Regions from separate parts of the Homo sapiens genome. Here region 2 is linked to region 1. Evidence: chromatin loops called from intact Hi-C (ENCODE). Cell type or tissue: GM12878. All regions are shown on one strand. Each heading gives the region's core, and the rest is flanking DNA. Links, peaks and the distances in the headings are about the cores only. Region 1 overlaps LINC01572 (long intergenic non-protein coding RNA 1572). Region 2 overlaps LINC01572 (long intergenic non-protein coding RNA 1572).

The links. A loop is a pair of places that touch in the nucleus more often than their neighbours do. Peaks named below come from ENCODE experiments on the same cell type or tissue, not always from the same donor. Only the 100,000 strongest peaks of a DNase experiment are listed, where the experiment ranks them.
Region 2: a loop joins it to region 1, with 3.0 times the contacts of the local background. A loop is called at or near these places in 1 of 110 quality-filtered maps.

The regions. Positions count from the first base shown.
Region 1 is chr16:72,656,588-72,659,412 of GRCh38, forward strand. All of the region lies in intron 1 of LINC01572 (long intergenic non-protein coding RNA 1572), which reads right to left. Among named protein-coding and RNA genes, the nearest start is that of LINC01572, 7.0 kb to the right of the region's middle. RefSeq lists an enhancer at 1,176-1,235. In GM12878, for the core only: a CTCF peak has its summit at 1,472; a DNase peak (open chromatin) is centred at 1,374; H3K4me3 peaks cover 224 bases; H3K27ac peaks cover 1,348 bases.
Region 2 is chr16:72,589,125-72,591,949 of GRCh38, forward strand. All of the region lies in intron 1 of LINC01572 (long intergenic non-protein coding RNA 1572), which reads right to left. Among named protein-coding and RNA genes, the nearest start is that of LINC01572, 74 kb to the right of the region's middle. RefSeq lists an enhancer at 1,410-1,469. In GM12878, for the core only: no CTCF peak of the experiment used is centred there; a DNase peak (open chromatin) is centred at 1,577; H3K27ac peaks cover 1,365 bases.

The sequences.
Region 1 (2,825 bases), core at 316-2,815:
TATTTGATGCCTGAATTCTTGTTTTCCTTATTCTCTTGAGACAGGGTGATTTTTTTTTCTTTGAGGTGTTAAATTTTGAGGTAGGGGGGTTGGGGGATAGATAAGTCAAGTTTCTAGCAACCTCAATTCCTCATCTCTAAAAGGGAGATAATAGTACCTAGCACAGAGTGTGGCAAAAGAATCAAATGAGGTAACAGTAAGTTCCAATAAGTGTTAGCTGTTGCTATTATTCCTATTTATTATCTTTTCCCAGCAATGATCATTACTTTTGAGAGTATGTCTTAGCAATGGTAACTGTTTTTGAGAGTAAGGTCAAATGCTTGGCATGAGCCACTCTGAGGAATGGGTAAGTCGTACCTTGAGGATCACACATAGTAACAAAGGAAACTCCTATAGGGTATGTCTGCCATATGCTGGCTCTACTCTACCAGAGAAACAGGTAGGCAGACAATAACGGATGCTGGCAAGGATGTAGAGAAAGGGGAACCCTCACACACTGTTGGTAGGAAAGTAAATTAGCATAGCTGCTATGGAAAACAGTATGGAGGTTGCCAAAAAACTTAAAATAGAATTACCATATGATTTAGCAATTCCGTTACTGGGTATACATCCAAAAGAAAGGAAATCAATATATCAGAGAGATATGCAGTTCCATGTTTACTGCAGCACTATTCACAATAGACAAGGTATGGAATCAACCTAACTGTCCATCAATGGATGAATGGATAAAGAAAATGTGATATATATACACAATGGAATATTATTCAGCCATCAAAAGGAATGAAATCCTGTCATTTGCAGCAACATAGATGAAACTGGAGGCCATTATGTTAAGTGAAATAAGCAAAACACCAAAAGACAAGTATCTCATGTTCTCACTCATATGTGGGAGCTTAAAAAGTGAATCTCATGAAAATAGTGAATACATTGCTGGTTACCAGAGGCCAGGAAGGGAAGGAGGGAGGGGCAAATGAAGAGGAAAAAGAAAATATAAACATATATATTACCCCTGGGCTGTACACTTAAAAATGGTAAAGATGGTAAATTATATATGTGTATTTTACTTCAATAACAAATGATTTTTAAAAATCATGTTGTATACCTTAAAAAAATAAATAAATAAAAACAAGTCTTATTCCTTTCTTCCCCAAAGCTGTCACCAACTACTCTTGGTACTTCTATTTCTTGAGTACTGACTACAGAATAGGGACACACATCCCCCAATGTTGTATTTTGTTCTTTATGCCCCACCAAGCAAGCCTAGCAGTCATTTTCATTTTAAGTGTTTTATTACTAATTGCTACAGGGAACTAGGTAGTGCCTAGTGAAGAAGGTATGTTTCCTGGGGTTGTGGTAACAAATTGAAACAAAATAGGTGGTTTGAAACAGAAACTTAACTCTCAGGGTTCTGGAGACTAGAAATCTGAAATTAAGGTGCAGATAGATTTCAGCACAGCTGTGCTCCCTCTGATGTGTCTGGGGCTCCCTCTGATGTGTCTGGGGAAGAATCCTTCCTACCCTCTCCCTAGCTTCTGGTGCAGAATTGCAGGTGATTCTTTGTTCCTTGGCTTGCAGCTGCACAACTACAACTTCTGCCTCTGTCATCACATGACCTCTTTCCCTGTGTGTGTGTATGTCTAGGTCTCTGTATCCAAATTTCCCTCTCCCTTCTCTTTTCTGGTTTTTTTTTTTTTTTTTGGTGTTGTTGTTGTTTGTTTTGTTTTGTTTTGTTTTGTTTTTTGACAGAGTGTAACTCTTTTGCCCAGGCTGGAGTGCAGTGGCACAATCACAACTCATTGCAGCCTCAAACTCCTGGGCTCAAGCTACCCTCCCACTTCAGCCTCCAGAGTAGCTGGGACACCTGGTTATTTTTTTGTTGTTGTTATTTATTTTTAGTAGAGATGATGATGTCCCGCTATGTTGCCCAGGTTAATCTCAAACTCTTCAGCTCAAGCAATCCTCCTGCCTCAACTTCCCAAAGTGCTGGGATTACAGGTGTGAGCCACTGTGACTGGCCTCCTTTCTCTTATAAAGAAACCAGTCACTGAATTAGGGTCACATTCACAAATACTAGGGGTTAGGACTTGAATATACCTTTTTGAGGGACACAATTCAACCCACCAGAGAGAATGTCTTTAAATTTAAGAAGCTATTAAAAGTTCTTATAATCCCTGTCCATGTTCTGTAGGTCTGGGTTTTTGGAAATCCCTTGAGCTTCCTTTGTCCCTCATAGATCTCTGGGTAATGCTTTTTAAATGATCCTAGACTCCCGAACTCACAGCTCCTAAAAAGCCCTCTGTACAGAAGTTTCTCTTCCCGGGAAACAGGCTTGATGGTATAGTTAGAATAAATTTCTGTCCTCCTTGAGGACATGGATCAAAGCTTCATAATTCCTTGATACTAGAATGGGGTCTGATATCAATAACATTTTTTATGAACTAGAAATCATTCAAGTACCTCCTTGTTTCAGCTGTGTAATCTGTTTCTTGGGGGATTTCCTGACTAGGTGATTACCTTAAAACAGAGCTCCCATGCCATGTAAGAATGATCTCCTTAAGGTTTTTCCTCACACTCCACATCCTTACTGTTTCCTCCCTCTGAGACTATTTTATATCGTTCAAAAATCTCCTAGAAGGCATTGATTTGACTTCTGAGAGTAATAACACTTTGCAAAATATGCATTAGTGAAATTGCTTCCAGGTCATCATACTTTACATTTTTGCTTGGTGTAATATACCCAAAGGAAACCACAACTACTTTAAAAGAAGTTACATGATTATGACTTCATGTATGCAAATCAGGCCTCCCCTAACATCCTTTCTTCA
Region 2 (2,825 bases), core at 45-2,544, 68 kb before region 1:
GGTAGTAAGTGAAAGGACACAGAAAGGTGCATTAACTCTCTCAGGCAACTTGGCAACTATTTGGTGCACAGCTACTATGCACTAAGTGTGCCTCTAAGTACATGGCTTAGGATCTCGAAGTCACTCAAGCACTAGGGAGAAAACACTCCATTGTTGTTTAATGTTGGGATTTTGCTGCTCTATAAACTAGTGTTATGCGGAAGTTTTAGGAGATGATACTCAAATGGAAATATATATCCTTTCCTAAGTCGCAGAAAGGCAACCATAAAGCTCAAAACTGTATTACCTTGATAATGTAATTTTTAAAATGTTACGTGTGAAATAAGACCATTTATTTTTTACTTTTTTATTTTTTTGAGACAGAGTCTCGCTCTGTCGCCCAGGCTGGAGTGCAGTGGTGCAATCTCGGCTCACTGCAACATCTGCCTCCCGGGTTCAAGCAATTCTCATGTCTCAACCTCCCAAGTAGCTGGGATTACAGGTATGTGCCACCACGCCTGGCTAATATTTTGTATTTTTAGTAGAGACGGTGTTTCATCGTGTTGGCCAGGCTGGTCTTGAACTCCTGACCTCAGGTGATCCGCTGGCCTTGGCTTCCCAAAGTACGGGGATCACAGGCGTGAGCCACTGTACCCGTCCTATTGAGACCGTTTTAAAAATGATTGTGACATTATTCTAAAAACTTCAGTATCTATCCATCTCTATATACATATATATGAATGAGAGATACAGCCTAATAGAGGAGAAATGGAATAAGTAAATATCTCTGGAAACACTGAGTACAAGTACAAATGTGATTAAAAGACACAGAGTATGAGATGAAATATCCATCTTAAAATTTCAGTGCTTTGGTGGTTAAAACAGTAAGAGAAAAACAACATTGTTTTGCGCTAGGAAACCTGTTTCTAATCAACTGAGCTATTCCTATGGGGTCAAATAAAAATGATTAGCTTATTAAAAGCATAGCTTTGCTATTTAATAGGCAAAATGATTGAAATTTCTGCTGCAGATCCTGATAATTTTAGTGTTTCTAGTTAAGCCTGCAAAATTGCATTCATTATTAGTGTCCAGATTCATTAACAATTCAATTTATAGATATTAATGCTTATAATGCATGCTTCGCTTGCCAAAACTTGAAGAGAAATTGTTTCAATTAGCTTTCATGGATCATGAATCCTGCCGGCTGGGTATTTTTAGACAAAAGATACAAACACATCCCCAAGCAATGCTAATGCACAGCTGGGACTTGTGTGTAAGGTCACTTGAGCTAACAGTTTAAAAGGAAAAACAGTAAATGAGTTTTACCCAGATGAGTAAGAGAGAAGTCTTCTGTTTCCAACCAAATATTTGAAAGGCATTTAAGAAAAATGGCAGCAGAATTATTTGCTTTTGAGATCTCTGGAAGATAAAACCATTAGGCCAAAATTGGCAATCTAAACTCAAGGAGCAGTATTCAGCATATAAGACAATATGGGAGACCTTAAATTTTCCCTTTGTAAAAAAGGGGATTTCTTAGAAGTCACAAGTTAACAAAAATGCAAATCCTGTCACCTGCACAAGGGTCATGCCCCAGTGGTAGGAGAATAAAAAATAGACTGATACCACAAATGATCCAGATGACAATCCAGATTTACAGATAATTACTAACTCTCTGTTTCATGTTAGGCCACACACAACTAGGTCAAAGTTGCTATTTACTGTCAATGGCAAACAGTATTCTTAGGTAGAAGACACATTCTTTGGAGGATGTCCATCTCCTCCAGATACATTTCTGTCACATAAATCTTCATGTAAATTAAAGACAATAGCCCATCTTTGAACTTTTCTCATAGTGTAGTACAATGTCTACATTTCCTTGTGGTGTCTGGTTGTTTGTAGCTTGGTATTTACTGGAATATCAAGAGAATGGTCGACTTTTTACCTTGAAGCTAAGAGATATTTCATTTGTCCTCACCGAAATGCCGGACCATGTTGCATACTTAAGCACAGACTGAATGATGTCTCATGATTTTCCCATGAACTACAATTTCACCTCCCTGAAGGATCCCATTTAGTGAACTTGGGAAAAATCTAAAGCTAACAGTATGGAATCAAAATAAGTTTTAAAAAGACCATGAGATTCTGGAAAACTAGTCCAACACTACAACTCTAAGGACATTAATGTCATAAAAGTACAGTTGAGAGGCAGAGGACATGAAAAGCATAGAAACTCTTCAGAATGTTTGGATAAGGAAGTATGAGAACATGTGAAATATTTCTAAAATCAAACTGAGCTTTGCATTGAAGCTTAGATATTGGTCTGGAGGAACAACAAATACATCTGTAAAAATATTCATTACTATGCTTTTTAATCTTAATAGTGGTATAACATTTCCCATTGACAAGTAAGGCATAGAAATCTCTAATTTATAATAGGTAGGCATTAAACAAAACTAAAAAATATCAAGATTAAAATCTAATTTCTGAAAAAATATAAATTAGAACAAAAAGAAATCGACTGCCTTTACAAAGTAATAAAAACTAATATATGAAAATGAACTATAAGAGGCTGGAAGAAAAATGGAAAAACAAGTTTGGAGAGAAAAGTGAAAAAAAATCAGTGTTTTCAGTCAGGTGCGGTGGTGCAGGCCTGTAGTTCCAGCTACTTGAGAGGCTTAGGTGGGAGGACACCAGGCTGGGCGACATAGAGAGACTGACTCTTAGAAACAAAACGAAACAAAAAAACTTAAAACCAAATGTGGAATAAAGTAAGCAACTTTTTATAAATACCATCATTACTTAGCATTTAAAAAAATTCTATTTTTTTAATATAATAATTTGAGTAA